Linked DNA regions of Mus musculus: region 2 is linked to region 1. A link is a loop called in an ENCODE intact Hi-C map of the cell type or tissue named here. Cell type or tissue: left cerebral cortex. All regions are shown on one strand.

What was found. Hi-C counts contacts between places; a loop is a spot of excess contacts. Peaks named below come from ENCODE experiments on the same cell type or tissue, not always from the same donor. Only the 100,000 strongest peaks of a DNase experiment are listed, where the experiment ranks them.
Region 2: it touches region 1 in a loop (6-fold over the local background); 5 of 42 quality-filtered maps call a loop at or near these places.

Annotation. Positions count from the first base shown.
Region 1 is chr2:168,349,309-168,357,308 of GRCm38, forward strand. All of the region lies in intron 1 of Gm33262 (a long non-coding RNA gene), which reads left to right. Among named protein-coding and RNA genes, the nearest start is that of Gm22704, 18 kb to the left of the region's middle. In left cerebral cortex, no CTCF peak of the experiment used is centred here; a DNase peak (open chromatin) is centred at 3,478.
Region 2 is chr2:168,438,254-168,446,253 of GRCm38, forward strand. Gm33413 (a long non-coding RNA gene) reads left to right here and starts at 1,266. Exons shown (of 4, transcript XR_867021.1): 1 at 1,266-1,353; 2 at 2,071-3,051; 3 at 3,288-3,333; 4 at 3,644-4,152. In left cerebral cortex, CTCF peaks have their summits at 3,451 (motif pointing right) and 7,381 (motif pointing left); DNase peaks (open chromatin) are centred at 1,057, 2,844 and 7,368; H3K27ac peaks cover 2,684 bases.

The DNA of each region.
Region 1 (8,000 bases):
CCAGCTACAGGGAGGCAGATCTGCATTACTTGGGGTGCTTCAAGGCTCACATAATTTGGAGGACTGGGGGTAGGAACATCCGAGCTAGGCAAAGGTAATTGGCTGAAGGTTTAGGATACAAAAATGTCTCGTTAGCATGGGGAAGCATTTCAGGAATCTCAGGTGCTGGCTGAAAGGGTTCTTATCAGGGGAAAGGAAGTTGGACCTGTAATCTAACTAAAGCTAGATGACATTTTGCAGGTAGAAGTGAAGGGGTTTTTGAACTCACAGACAAGGTCAGAGAAGGAGAAGGCTATCTGGTCAACCTTAATTAGAAGAGTTTTCCCCAAAGTCGGCTACATGTCTGAACTCACAATCAGAAAAGGAGGCAACCTGGAGTCCTAAGATTAGCCATCAGTGAAGGTGTTGTGCTCTGAGCCAATAGGATGGGAAGTTTGCTAAGAGGGCTCTGCTACACAGTCAGGACAACCACAACTCTCAAAAGTAACAGCCTATGGGGGAAAGGGCAGAGATTTCTCAAATCAAGGGCTTTAAAAACCACTGCCAAAAACCAAATCTCCACTCCAGCCATGTATGTGCCTTTTTTCTAGTGAAAACCAAACAACTATATTTTTAGCCACTTGAGTTGCTAATCGCTGAGCCAGGATCTAGTTCCTCACAACGCAGAGCTCCTCTGTCCAGATATCTGCTGGCCACAGTCACATGAACTTGGTCTGCTGGCCAAAGTGTGAAAGCCTTTGAAGATGCTTGACCCTCATATCTGCCTCTGAGGCCAATGGTCAGCTGAGCCTAGCTCACTGGCAGGGTGGGATAAGAGTGAGTAATTTGCTGGGCAGTGGTGGTGCACACCTTTAATCCCAGCACTTAGGAGGCAGAGGCAGGTGGATTTCTGAGTTTGAGGCCAGCGTGGTCTACAGAGTGAGTTCCAGGACAGCCAGGGCTACACAGAGAAACTCTGTCTCGAAAGAATAAAAAAAAAATGAGTAATTTATCCTCGCTAGCCCTTTGCAGTGAGGGTTGTGACTGTCCTATTTCACAGATGAAGAAACTGAGGCACAGTGATGAGGTACTGTGTCCAGGGCCCTGCAACCACCAGGCCATCAAACTAAGTTGGACTTGAAAGCCTTTGTCCAGGGGCTATGAGACAGCAGAGAGTCAGTAGTTAAAAACACTGACTGCTCTTCCGGAAGACCATGGTTCAATTCCTATCACCCACTTGGCAGCTCACAACTGTCTGTAACTCTAGCTCCTAGGGATCTGATACCCGCACACACATACATGCAGGGAAAACAGCAATCCACACAAAACTAAGCAATAAGCAAACAAATAAGTCAATCATATTTTAAAAGACAAGGAAACGAAATAAAACTCCAGCATTTATTTGTTTGTTTTATGTATATGACTGCTTTATCTGCCTGTATACTCGCACACCAGAAGCAGGTGTGAGATCCCATTTCAGATGTTTATAAGTCACCATATGGTTGCTGGGAATTGAACTCAGGACCTCTGGAGTCCTTATATATTATATATTAGCCATCTCTCCAGTCCAGTCCTGTTCTGGCTAATTTTATGTCAACTTGACACAAGCTACAGCCATCAGAGAAGAGGGAGCCTCAACTAAGAAATCCTTCCACGAGGTCAGCTGTAGACAAGCCTGAAGGACATTTTCTCAATTGCTGGTTGATGGGTGTAGGGGGAACTGAGTGGTGCCACCCCTGGGCTGTTGGTTCTGGGATCCATAAGAAAGCAGGCTGAGCAAGCCATGAGGAGCAAGCCAGTAAGCAGCACCCCGCCATGGCCTCTGCATCAGCTCCTGCCTCCAGGTTCCTGCCTTCAGGTTCCTGCCCTGACTTCCTTCACTGTGATGTGGAAGCATCAGCAGTGAACCCTTCCCTCCCCAGGCTCCTTTTGGTCATTGTGTTTTATCTCAGCAATAGTGACTCCAACTAAGACATCCCTAAGTGCCAGCCACTGGGCTCATCTGTTCCTCTGAAGCTCTCAGGCTGTGGGCTTTTATTTCCTTTGACTTCTAAGCCAGGATGCCTTTATTCCTTCGGTGTACTGAGACCCAGAGAGGGAGAGAACTGGGCCCATGGCCACATAAACACAGTGGGTAGTTAAGAGGGAGGACTCAAAGTGGGAGGGTCTAAGGTCCGTCAGTCATTCTTTCCTTCTGTGCCTCTTGTTTGAGCAGCTCTGGCCATCGTGGCTTAAAGTGATGGACAGACGAGGCATCTTTCTCTTTGATGAGGTCTTTCCCATTGGATGGGAGTGGGTGATGGCCTATAGTCCAATCCAGAAACCAAGAGGCAGAGTTGGGATCCAGGTCTGTCCCTGACCACATCAGGCCACTGCCCTCTCTGAGCCTCCAGCCTAGGCCACAGAACGTGGTGAAGAAGTGCCTGGGTAACTAGGTCATAAATTCTTATAGATGCTTCCTTTTCCCATACAAGAGCCAGAACTCCAGCGTGATGAAGTGCAGGACTAACCTGGAAGGATAAGGAGGGGAGAGGAGAGGAGAGGAGAGGAGAGGAGAGGAGAGGAGGAGGAGGAGGAGGAGGAGGAGGAGGAGGAGAGGGGAGGGAAGAGGGAGAGTGTTGGGTCTCAACCCCCACAAAGGCTAACTGAGGTGCCTTTTCAATACCTCAAAGTATAAACTCTCCAGCCCAGGGACTGAGTTGTATTTTCCTTCCCTCCACCTCTCTGATCACAATATAATCTAACTATTTTAGCTACATGTGGTCTCTTGGTTCCCTTTGGTTCCTACTCTCCTGGCCTCTTGGCTTCTGGCTCGCCTTGTGGCTACTCTGGTGGCCAGACACACTAGATCAGTGATTCTCAACCTGTGGGTCGCAACCCCTTTACGGGGTGTGTGTCAAATGACCCTTTCACAGGGGGCCCCTACGACCATCAGAAAACATAAATGTTGACATTACAATTCACAACAGTAGCAAAGTTACAGTTATGAAGTAGCAACAAAAATAACTTTATGGTTGGGGGTCACCACAGCATGAGGAAGTGTGTTAAACGGTCTCAGCTTTAGGAAGGGAAGAACTGCTGCCATGGGGTGAGAGGTTCCCTGACAGGGGGCTTCCTGAGCAACAACACCTGGTCTGAGCTGCTTGTGCAAGGCCTTCCTGCCAGGCTCACCACAGGGCTTCACTGGACAAATGTATCGATGTCCTCTCTGTCCCAAGATCCCCAGAGTGGCCCCTCCATTGTAGTACTTACATCTTTCCCTGGATTGTTCTGCCAGATCCTGAACAATCCAGAGTGCACCTCACTCTGTCCTCTGAACTCTCGAAGGGGTCTGCAGTCTACTGCGGCAGTAAACCCTGGGTGCTGTGGGAACCAGGTAGCTGTGAGGTACTTCTAACCCTAACAGCAACGTCAGACCCGGAACTCCGTTCCTGCAGGGAAATCAGAAACCTGTTGGGCCCAGTGTGGGCAGGCCCCACGTGTGGCTTTCTGCTGCCAACTGTGAATCACAGACATCTCTCATTTGATGCTGCCATCTGCTCTAGCAGGCAGCCTGTGTGAGCCAGTGTCTCTCCCCTTTATAAATGGGAGCCACCAAAGAGAGCTGAAGACATGGTGGACTGGCCCCCAGGCCTGGGCAGGGGCCAGCTGCTCTGTTTGGAAATGCTTTGGGGTCCAAACCTGGGGACTGTCCCTGGAGCCCTGGGGTTGTATGATACATCTGATTCTCTCCCATGGCAGCTTGCGAACAGAAACCATTTCTGTAAGAAAGATAATGCTTCGTTAAATAAGAATCTCAATTCTACTGCAGGAGACGCTCACTGTTGGTTGTTGTGTCTCCAGATCCACCTGGGCTCCCCGCAGCTTATCTGAGAAACAGCTTTCTGGGGTGAAAGTTCAGCATCAGTACCGGCTCCAGCCCTTACCGTGAAGTGAGCCGTAGACAGGACATTCTAACCGCTAGAAGCTTCAATTCCCTTCCGAGTGAACACAGATAATAAGACTGCTTGTATCTGTGGCTGTCATCGCTAGAAAATATAATAATCTTGAGATATTATGCTCTCAGTAAATGGCAGCGTATTATATTATACATATAGAATTGGGGAAAATACCAGAAGTATCTTTTTATTTACAACTTTAAACATTATAAACTCTTTACTCCTAATTATAAGATGTCATGTGCATTATGAAAAATGAGATAATTCTGACAGAAGGGTGACCTGGTGGCACAAGCCTGTCATCCCGTCTGCTCAGGAGACTGAGACAGGAGGATTGCAAGTTTAGAGCCTGTCTAGGCTTCAGAATGAGTTCAAGGCCAGCCTGGGGAAGTCAGTAAGACTGTCTCAACTTAAAAAGAGGACCAGCAATGTAGTTCAGTGCTGGAGTGCTTGCTGAGAAGGTCTGAGGCTCTGGGCTCCATCTCCATCACTTCAAAGAACAAGAAGAGGAGGGGGAATGATCGTGTTGGGAGCCTTGATTGAAAGCTAACGAGCAGATGGAGTCCCAAGTGAATATATATTGTTAGCAAGGGCCCAGCCATGTCCAGGACCCAATGCCCCAGGCCCATGAGGGTGCTGATGTCTCCCTGAACTGCCTCCACCCCCTGCCCCAGGCTCTGGCTGGCAATGTCTTCCTTTGGTCTTGCATATGTGAATGTGTAAGAATGGGTGCTTATGAACAATTGACCATTGTGTGCAAAGACTAGCTACTGTAGTTCCCTCCTCTGGTAATTTACAGGCTGAGTCTGCTCGCCCAGACACTGCCTACCAAGACCAGCACCCACCCCTTACTCTACATAAACACTCTGAGGTCCTGGGTGGCCACATGGCGCTGCTCTAGCAGAGCGTGTGTGCCTCACTGGGTCTGTTTTCTGTATGCATGTCTGTGTCTGTCCTTTCGTTATCCCCTCACCAGTCCAGTCAGGTTTCCAGGACCAAGGGGCTCAGGGGACCATCCCAAGTACTGTGAGAAGAGAAGAGAAGAGAAGAGAAGACAAGACAAGACAAGACAAGACAAGACAAGACAAGACAAGACAAGACAAAAGAAGGCAAGAGATGACAAGAGAAGACCAGAGGAGACAAGAGATGACAAGTGAGACAAGAGAAGAGGAGGGGGAGGAAGAGATGAGTTCTTTGATGTTTTATGATTATTCTGCTTTTTTTTTTAAAATGCACAGCAAAGCCCGACACGTGCTGTGGCTGCTGCTTCTCCTCCCCCAGAGCTGGGTCTTAAGTACTTCTCTAATTTGTTTGATCTTTGAAAATCCCTCTTCTCTCTGTGGATGCCCGCACTCATCCCCAGCCAGCCTCCAGGGCTCACCCAGCGCTCAGCGCTGCTAAGCAGGGCCTTCGTGAACTCCTCATCTTTTATTAAGGACCGTGTAGCACTTGCTAGACAGCCACGCTGGTCTCGAAGGACTCATGCTTCTGGTTGTGTCTGTGGATGGATGGCTGCTGCCAGGACAGCTTTGTGAAGCCAAAATGAATAGGTTTCAGCCGGGGACAGGGACCAGAGCTACCCAGTGATGCAAACTTGCCCCCTGTCCCAATGAAATCCGTTACCCGTGTGATGGAAAAGGACCCTGTTTTTATGACCTTTTATGTTCCCAGCTGCCTGCATGGCATTTCCACTTATTTCCTTTGCCGTTCCCATTTTATGAAACTGGGGTGGGGATGGGGTACTCAGCTGCCCATCAGTGGGCGCAGCTTATGTGGCTGAGCCCCACTACTGTCCACAGCATTTACATCCCCACTGGGCCCCAGAGAGTGCCCCAAGGTCTGGAAAGAGCCTCACAGCACAGCACAATGCTGCTGCTAGTCAGTTCAGGGTCTTGGTTGGGGGTTGTGTGGCATTTGAAAATCCCAAAGGTACCAGTCTTGGGTGAAGAGGGGATACAGCCCAAGGCTGGCCTCACTTGGGAATATGACTTCCCAGGAAAGCCACTGTGTGAGGAGACCTCCCTCGCTGCAAGCTAAGTCCCCAAGAGAGGCAGGCACGGGCGGAACGAAGGCTGCTGGGGACTGAAGCTTGGCTTTATGGGTGATTTGTGTTTGACATTTTAAGTTGGGGAACATTGCTCAGGTTTATAGAAGAACTCCATTCCAAAGGCAGACCATATAAAAAACGTCCTAATGAGTTTCTACCGGTGGAGGCTGGCACACAGGGCTCTTTAACTCATCGTATTCCTGCCCCAGAACCTTCTGGAATATGATTCTCAGAGCAAATTTGAGCCAGCAAACTGGTCCAGTAATGAGGCTCAGGGAAGGCCACATCTACAAACATCATACAAACATTTGGGGTGCACATATGTGCTTGTGGAGGTCAGAGATCAACCCTACATATTTTCCTCAGGCGCTATCAACTTTATTGTTTTGAGACAGGTTCCCTCACTGGCCTGGAGCTCGCCAAGTAGGGCTGGAATTGAACTACGCTCCTCTGTGCCTGGCTATTTAAAGTGGGTTCTGGAGGTTTGAACTCAGGTCATCTTGCTTTGGGGGCAGTCATTTTATCCATGGAGTCATCTAACCTGGCCCAGATTGAGTTTTAAATTCAAAATAATTATACCCGAATCTACCCAGCTCTTGGAGTTTGATCACAGCAGTAAACACCCACTCTTACGACTTGGGTACGAACAGTCCCTGAAAAAGGCTCACATATCGGGTGTTTGATCCCCAGTTGATGGTGCTGTTTTGGAAGGTTGTGGAAACTTCAGGAGGTGGGGCCTCATTAGGGGAAGTAGTCACAGGGGTCGGGTCCTTGGATGTACCTCTTCTCAGAGTCTGCCTGTTTCTCCTTCTGTTTGGGGGCCACCATGAGGTGAACTGCTCAACTCTGCCCTTGCCCTCTCTGCCATGACTGACCCATAAAATACCTCTGAAACCAGGAGGCGAAATAGAGAATTCTTCCTAAGTTGATTCCATGGATATTTGGTTACAGTGACACAGAAGTAGTTAACACAGGCGCCTCTGTTTTTATTTGGGGGTGATGATAGAGAAATGGAAGCGATTGTCAGTAGCTATGAAGTAACACCCGCTACTTCTGAGAGTGCGCTGTGCCTTCAGTCTCTCTGTGGCATTGTGGAGTTCCTGTTACTGTTGTACCCATTTTGCTGCTGAGTAAACTGAGGCTCCCAGAAGATGTGGAACTAAGCCAGCACATGACAGAACTCTGCCTATTCTCTAAGGGGAAGTGGGCTGTGGGGAGTAGAGACCAGAGAGGTTTGGGCAAAAAAAAAACAGGTAGTGTCTCTGAGTAGGGGACAGGGTGCCAGACAAAGACGTATGGTTTGTCCCTCCAGTCACTATGGTATTATCAAGTGTGTCACACCTTCCACACAGATCCAGAGCTGAGCAAGTTTCTCTCATGTTCAAAGGGCAGTAGGGTGAGCAGCCTGTGGGTGAGCTGAACTTAACCAGCTGCTGGGTAAGCTCTGGGAGATGAGAGAGCCACATGGTATCTCTTCCCAGGCTGAGCACCAGGCACACAGGCAGCTTTGTGCTTGCAGCTGAGATGACAGCCCAGTTGGTTGGCAAGGTAAGGTTAACAGAACCCAGAGAGCCATAAAAGGCCACTCCAGAGCAACAGGGCCACACACACTATTAACCAGATGGTCTATCTCCACCTGACTGGGTCCCACTCCCTGGGGAATAATGGTAACCATTTGCCTGAGACTCACCTCTGCTATCAGTGCTGGTGGGAACCCAGCCTGGAGAATCCTGTGCCCTTTGAACTACCATAGCAGTGACACAAGGAGGCTGGAGATAGATTTGAGTTGTCTAAGCTTAGAAGACGTTCAACCTCCTGGCTAATAAAAGCTCAGCACATTAAAGCAAGGTGCTTGGGGCCATAGAGGAGTTGGGGGGTTAAGAGCACTAGCTGCTGTCACAGAGGACCTGAGGTTGGTCCTCAAGCCAATGTGTTGGGTGAGGGAAGACCCACATGGCTTGTAACTCCAGTTCCAGGGAGTTTGACATCCTCTTCTGGCCTCTGTGGGTACTCATGTGTGTGCATCTCTCTCTCTC
Region 2 (8,000 bases), 89 kb after region 1:
AGACATCCAGGAAGTGATGAGCCTTGTCAATCTCCCGGGTGACTCTAAATCCTCTCATACAGACAGTGAAGATTAAGTGTGGCAGCAGCCATTTTCCTCTCTCATGGGCAGAGGGAGAGAGAGGGACCAGAGCAAACGCCCGAGCTTGGGAGTGACTAGAAATGCCATTCACTGGGCTAGGAAGTGTGAGGATGGCGTGAGGTGATGTAGGAAGGAGGAGGAAGAGAAGGAAGAGAGGAGGAGGGGGAGGAGGGAGAGAGAGAGGAAGAGAAGGAGGAGGGGGAGGAGGAGGAGAAAGAAGGAAGAGGAGGGGTGGGGGAGGAGAGGAGAGCTGGTGAGGTAAGAACCTCCCCCTACCCCTCCCCCCACCCCCACAACCTAAGCCAGCTGAGAGATCCCAGTCCCATTAGGTTGAGGCCTCTTTGGGGGGATGTCTCCATAAGTGTGCTACCCTACAGGGACAGACACCAGCAAGGGGAGAAGGGGGGTTCTGATCTCTCTAGCACTGAGCTATCTATCCATGGGGAAGCTCAGAGCTATGCCTGACTGCTCAATTCCCCCCAACCCCAACCCCCGTCCCTGGGCAGCTCCAGCCCCATCTCCTGAGCACCTGAAAACCACAGTTAGAGAGCAGGGGCCCAGCACATCAGCTCAGCTCCTGGGAGGCCCCAGACACCAGACCCCAAAGCAGCAAGAGAACTGTCTCTCTCACGTCAAAGGTCCCAGGAGAGCTGGGGCTGTCACTCTCCCCAAGGGCTGACATCTGTCACACGGATGAGACCTTTTTTGGTGTCTCACATCCCAGCTGTTATTGTGTTCTGCGGCATGGTTGGGGGTGGGGCTAGGCGCACCACCAAGGGGCTGTGTTTCCAAAACTGGTTCCTTCTGCGGGCTCATATGAGCTCATGCCAGCCGGAGGAGGGCTGGGCTGGCCTTGCTGGCCCCTGGGGACCATTTTCAGAGTTCTTGGCTCCCAAGAGGCAGGCCAAACTCAACCTGGGGCAGATGGCTGGTGGGCGACGCCTGCATGCTGAAGATGTTTGGCTTCTCAAAGAAGGCTGCTTCTCCTCCAGACAGGCAGGCAGCCCAAAACTCACGTTTCTCTCCTGGGTCCTCACAGCAGGCAACTTCCTCCAGAGGGCTCTTTGTGAGGGAGGAGCTGGTCTTCTGGGACAAAAGCTCTTGCAAGCTGCCTGGATCTGTAATTTTTGTGGTCTTTTATGGCGGGGGAAAGAATAGTAAAAGCCTGCCCAGGCTTTGTCCCAGGAAAAGCTGGGAATTTGGAGACAGAGACTTCTCTGACAGGCACTCCTCACCCCTGGGGTTCCACTGGCTGCTTCTACCTGGGTCTTGGTGGGTGAGACCTGTGCTTGCTCTGAATTGGGAACAATTGAGCGGCAAGTGACTGATTGTGTCATGTTGCCTCAGGCGAGGAATGAGGCTGCTCAGAGAACTAGCTGGGATGGCTGGGGATGTGACTGTTGGTAGTGCCTGGCATGCACAAAGTCTCCATTTAATCCCTATGGTTCTTAAACCAGGCATGGTGGCATGGTGGCATGGTGGCCTGTTATCCCAGCACTGGGGAGGTAGAAGTGGGGAGTAGTCAGAAGTTCTCTTTGGCTACCTATCAAGTTCTTGTGAGCCTGGGGTACAGGAGATTTTGTTTTAATAAATCAATCACCAGCCGGATATATATCAGCAGTGGTTTGGGAGAGAGGAGCCAGGAGAGATTGCAGTAGTGCGGTTAGTGAGCTTAGAGGCTTCCCTGAGGAAGCAACACTTGAAACAAAGAGAGTTGGTCGAGGTCAGAGCTGGGATGACAGGAGGAATGGTGGACTCCAGAAATGAGCAATGAGGTGGGGCTGCTGGAGTTTAGGATCCCAGGGGACTGTGGCTGGTTTTAGACACCAGCTGTATATGTGGTGGTCTCCGGCATGGGGGAGCCTCAGTTGTAACAATTACTGCATGAGTAACTAGCCACTGTCTTAGTTACTATTCTGTTGTTGGGACAGCGCACCATGACCAAGGCAATTTATAAAAGGAAACATTTAATTGGGCTTATGGTTTCAGAAGACTGGAGTCCATGCCGGTGAAGCAAAGACATGGCAGCAAGAACAGCTGAGAGCTCACATCTGGATCTGAAAGCAGGAGGGAACACGGAGAATGGTACCAGTCTTTGAAACCTGAAAGCCCTTCCACAATGACACACCTCCTCCAACAAGACCACACCTCCTCGTCCTTCCCAGACAGTTCCACCAACCGGAACCAAGTATTCAAACATATGAGCCCGTGGGAGCCATTCTCGTTCAAACACTACAGTCACCCATTCCTTTTCGGGGTGGGGTGGGGGTGTTAAGGGCAGAGATGAAGGTTCATGTCCTTGATCACTGGCTCCAGGGAGTTGTGCATGCCTGCATTTCTACAACTGCCCAGAGGAGAGGCTTGGCTCTATTCTACAGATAAGGAAACTTGAGACTCAGCTTGGTGACTGAGTCCATGTGTAAATAGCCTGCTAGGGTAGGCAGCTCCCCACAGCCTCCAGGCCTGGCCTCTCCCCAGCACAGGGTGACCAGGTACCGCTAGGCTGCTCCCAACAGAACCCCAGGAGTAAACCTTAGCACCCCTTCCCTTCCAGACACTGTTTTTCCCTCCCCGTTTCTGTGAGCACACAGGCTGGTATTTCCATCTTGCAGCAGATGGAGGTGGGGGTGGCCCTGGGCACTGGGATGGAACCGGCCCTGCTGCCAGGCTGGCGGCCCAGCAGATGCTCCTCAGCCCGGAGGCGGGGGAGGCACCGCCCACCTCCCCGCTCCCTCCTCTGAGGCAGTTTGGAGCGGGATGGTTTTCCTAGCACGTAAATGTCATTTCCTTCGCGCCTTCCTTTTTTATCCTTGAGATGGAATCGGCTGCTATCTCCAAATGCACATGCTGGCTTCATCCCACAAACGCCACCACAGGCAGCTCCTCCATGAGGTTCCACGGCAGAGGACCCGTGAGACCTCACAGCATCTGCGCGGAGCACTGAAGGCTGAGCCCACATTGCCACCGCAGGTGTCTCCTGGGTCCTGCATGGGTGGGTGCTTTGGTGGCTCTGCGTGGGAAATCCCATTCTGGGCACAAACTCAAGCTTCCCCAGCTGAGCTCGGTTTAGGAGACGAGTCAGAAAGGGACTCTTGGCATGGTGGATGGGTCTTGAGGTTTCTGCCTAGCCCCTCTTGAAGATAAGACCTCAGGGCCCTGGAGGTACTTACTGATGGTGGTTGCCCCGCCTAAACCGAGTCTCTTAGGTGGAGAGTGATCCTGGCCAATCAGCGTATTCTATTCTATAATCAGGTGGGTGATTCCAATGTAAGAAAAGCCAAGATACCGCTCAGTGGGTAGGGCGCTTGCCTGGCTGTCATGAAATCCTGGGCGCTATCTTCAGCATGTGCGTGCAGCGCTTGTGGAGACCAGAAGAGGGCGCCAATGTCAGTGAAGGGATGAGGGGGTCGCAGAAGAACATGGGGTGGGGAGCTAGAGATGAGCGCTCTTGAAAGGAGAACTGAGTCACCTAGGCAATAATGACATCCTGAAGGTGGAGAGCTAGACCACAAAGTTCAAAATCTGCCTGGGGACCTGGCGAACTGACTTCATCTTTCCCCAGACTAGCGGCTGCTGCTTCGCCCTCCTGTAATGATCTGCATGGAGGGGTCTGGAAGCCCGACTGGGGTGGTAAGTAAATGAAGGAGAGCTGGGGTCAGGGGGGCTGTGCGCACTCTGACGGAACCACACCAACCACAGCAACCTGCAAACTGGAACCTCAGAGTGTACAGCGGTGGAGTCACCTAAACTTGCAGGAGAGGTCTCTGTAGATGGGTCGTCTGGGGATACAACGTCCCAGAGGAGGAAGCTGCAATGTCTAGGTTTTTTTTCTTTTTTTCTTTTTTCTTTCCCCCTATACTGGTTGTGGTGGTTTGAATATGCTTGGCCCATAGGGAGTGGCACTGTTAGGAGGTGTGGCCTTGTTGGAGGAAGTGTGTCGCCGTGGAGGTGGGCTTCGAGGTCTCTTCCTATGCTCAGATTCCACCCATTGTGGAAGAGAACTTCCTCCTAGCTGCCCGAGGACCGCAATCTCTCCTGGTTGCCTTTGAATCAAGATGCAGAACTCTCAGCTCCTTCTCCAGCACCATGTCTGCCTGGATGCTGCCATGCTTCCTGCTATGATGATAATAGACTAAACCTCTGAATCTGTAAGCCAGCTCCAATGAAACGTTTGCCTTCATAAGAGTTGCTGTGGTCATGGTGTCTATTCACAATAGCTGAACTCTAAGACTCTTTAATATTCATAAACACTGATTCTAGGACCAAGGGAGAGCTTGGCTTTTCCCAAGCCTGACCCAGGGGTGCCAGTGTCCCACTGGACACAAGGCCTTGGTTGGTGGCATGGCCTTGCCTGTGTCAACAATGCATAGTCACTCAGGGCTACATTGGCTCCCATACCTTCCCTCCTCCCCTTCCTCTGTCCTCCTCCCCTACCTCTGTCCTCCTCCCCTTTCTTTCCCCCTCCCTTCTTCCCCTTTCTCCTCCCCTTCCTCCTCTCCTCCCTCCTCCTCCCGTTTTTTTCTCCCCTCTTTTTTTTTAAAAAATATTTATTTATTTATTTATTTATTTATTATATGTAAGCACACTGTAGCTGTCTTCAGACACACCAGAAGAGGGCATCAGATTTTTGTTATGGATGGTTGTGAGCCACCATGTGGTTACTGGGATTTGAACTTAGGACCTTTGGAAGAACAGTCGGCACTCTTAACCACTGAGCCATCTCACCAGCCCCCTCCTCCCCTCTTTCTTCCCCTTCCTTTTCCCTACCCCTTTTCCTTCCCTTTCTCATCCTCTCTCTGTTCCCTTTCCTCCTTCCCTTTCTTCTCTCTCGCTCCTCCCCTTCCTCCTCTTCTCCCTCCTGAAGTTGGGTTACAGTTGTGACAACCTTTCTCGGGGCAACAGGAAGCTGGGACAGCTGCCTCACCAGCTCTCTGTCCCCCACCCCCACCCAGCCTGGTCCCTGTGCTCTGGGGCCCCACTGCAGGCACACGGCGTGGTCAATGCTGTGGGAACATGTGTGTCACTGCGAGTGGGCTTTGAGGTTTCAAAGATCATTCCAGGTCTATTTCCTTCCCCACCCTGTGTATACATATACATATACTTCATATACATAGACACATACATATACGTGTACACACATGAACATGTGCCATGGAACACATGTGATGGTCAGAGGACAACTTGCAGGAGTCAGTTTTCTTCATCACGTGGATCCTGGAGACTGAACTTGGGTCCAGTGGGAAGCATCTTTACCACCGAGTCATCTCACCAGGCACCACCCCAACCCCTTTTCTCTTTAAAGGGCTCAGCCTCAGGTGTTTTATTATAGCAATGAAAAAATGCTTCCCATCTGGAGCTAAGCTGTAACACCAGGAGAGCCAATCAGGCTGGAGAGGAATGGAGGGGTTTGGAGGATGCTAGCGTGTGGTCACGGAGAATGGATTCTCTCCACGTTTATGCTTAAGACTTAACACATGGCTTAAACCATGTCATAATTTACAAAAATGTTCTAAACCTTTCTTAATGTTATTCTTGCACATTTCAAACAAGGCAAAATCCCTTGAGGCTATTGTTAACTATAAAATCCAGATCTGCATTTTCACGAGGCCCCTTCTTTTTATTGATTTGTTTGTTTGTTTGTTCCTGCGACGGTGCTCCCTAGTAGCCGAGGCTGGCCTGGGACTCAGGCTCCTCCTGCCTTATCCTCCTGAATGCTGTGAGTATGGGCATGTCCCCCACGTCCACCATCCTGGTGGGAGTCATTTTTCTCACAGTACCAGCTACAGAGTACCCAGAGTACCCACGGAGCACTCACTGCCGTGTTCACTTAGGAGTCTGAACTTGAGGAAGGCAGTAAATCTTTGTTAACGTCCCTCTTCTTCTCTTCAGAGGCAGCTCATTGGGGAAACAAGGTTTCACTCCGGAGCTAAAGAGGAGCCGCAGGCAGCCAGAGCCTTCATGTGTGCTGCTGTGATCTTCAGAGGGACTCTGCCTGATTCAATTAAAAGCTCCCCGGGGTGAGGTTAATGCCAGGCATCAAATCCAAGTAGATGGATGGAGACCTCTGAGAATATGGGCTGTGTAGGGGAGGGAGGGCGGAAACAGGGAGAAGGAATGCCACCAGCAGCCACCAGCCGCCACCAGCAACACAGCACCACTGACTGCTTATTGGTTCTGGTGAATTCTTTATCACACACACACACACACACACACACACACACACACGCTTGTGAGCTCCATGGCATGCTTGTGGGGGTCAGAGGACAATTTGTGGGAGCTGATGTTTCTCCTTTCAGTTTGTGGGTCCTGGGGATTGAACTCAGAGTATCCAGCTTGGCTGCAAGCGCCCTTACTCACTGAGCCATCTTGCCAGCCCCTGGTGATTTTTTTTTTTTTTTTTTTTTTTTTTTTTTTTTGGTTTTTCGAGACAGGGTTTCTCTGTGTAGCCTTGGCTGTCCTGAAACTCACTCTGTAGAGTGAGTAGGGGGCTCCTGAAGGAAGGACAACACACTTAAACATCCCACTAAAATTCCTGTGATCCTGTCTAACTGCATTGCGACTTCCAGAAACAGGTCTGACTGAGAATAAGAAAGGTCGTTTGCTCTGTCAGAGGCGAGGAGAGAAGCTGAGGGCCAGTGGGTTAGGGTCTCTGGGGAGGGCTCTGCAGTGAGCTGAGAGGAAATCAGGAACCACTGCTTGGATATCAGCTCAAGAACTTCCTAGACAGAGGAACCAGTGTCCAGTCACTCTGTGGCTGCTTTGCCTCTGGTCCTTGACATATTGGGTCTCAGTGTCACCCAGTTGCCCTGTGATTCAAGAGGGTGGTGACATGTGGGGGTGGGGGTGCTGTGGAGGTTGGTAGGGGAAGGAATGGGGGTGGTATCTATTGCCTTAGCCAAGCGGACAGCGAGTCTTTTCCAGAAGCCCCAGACAGTTACATAGGGTCACAGGGCATCTCAGGCAGGGGGCAGAGCATTCAGCAAGGGTCCGGTCCCTGTCAATCATAACTCATCGCACAAGCTGGGCTCCTTGCCCTGATGTGACCCAGCAGGACACTAAGAACAGGAGAAAGCAGTGATGAGCTCTCTGGGCCTGCAGAGAAAGCATCACACATAAGGAGGCAAGGTCCTAGCACATTAGCCTCTTGCCCAAAGCACAACAAGAACACCCACAGCAGTGGTGGCTGTCCCTAGAGGGCAGGTCCCAGGCCAGGCTCCCCTGAGAAGGGTCCCTGTGTAGCTGTGTGGAGAGAAGTCGGCACCTCCAGGCTTTGTCGGAAAGGTACGTTCGCCCTCTGGTGGCCACTCAGAGGAAGCGCTCATCCTTCCAAGTACTGTGGTTAAGTGGCAGACCTACAGCCCTTCTGGGATCACCAAGGTTTAGGAGACTTAGAAATGCACTAGCCCTAACCAGGACAGGCACCTACTGTGTGCCGAGTTCTCCCACCTCTGCCAGTTTGGTACCTCTTTTCTCTTCACTTTAAAGGGCAGAACTGTTTGCCCAGCACTATCAGGACAGGAAACGGAGTCTCCGTCAACCTCTTGTAGAGACTGTGTGTCCAGGCTTGGATCTGCAGGACCACCTAACCAGGGGAGGTTGCTTCCACTGTGAGCTCTACTTCTTTTTAAGTGTGTTTATATGAATCTCTTCAGCTAAAATGTCGTCAGGTTATCAGGCATCCATGGATGGAGTTTGGGGACCGTAAAAACTGAATGTAAAACCCACTGACTCTCCACACTTTCCTTGGCTATACCCATCAGATGGGCAGGGGTGTGGGGCCCCCCCGGAAGGCAGGAGCCTCCCACTGCACCTGGGCTATGGAAGGGGCGGGGTGGAATTGGTTAAAGGATGTTTGTCCCCAAAGCTTGTCCTAACTGACTTGTAATGAGCTTGCATTTTGCATAAATCAGCTTTTGTTT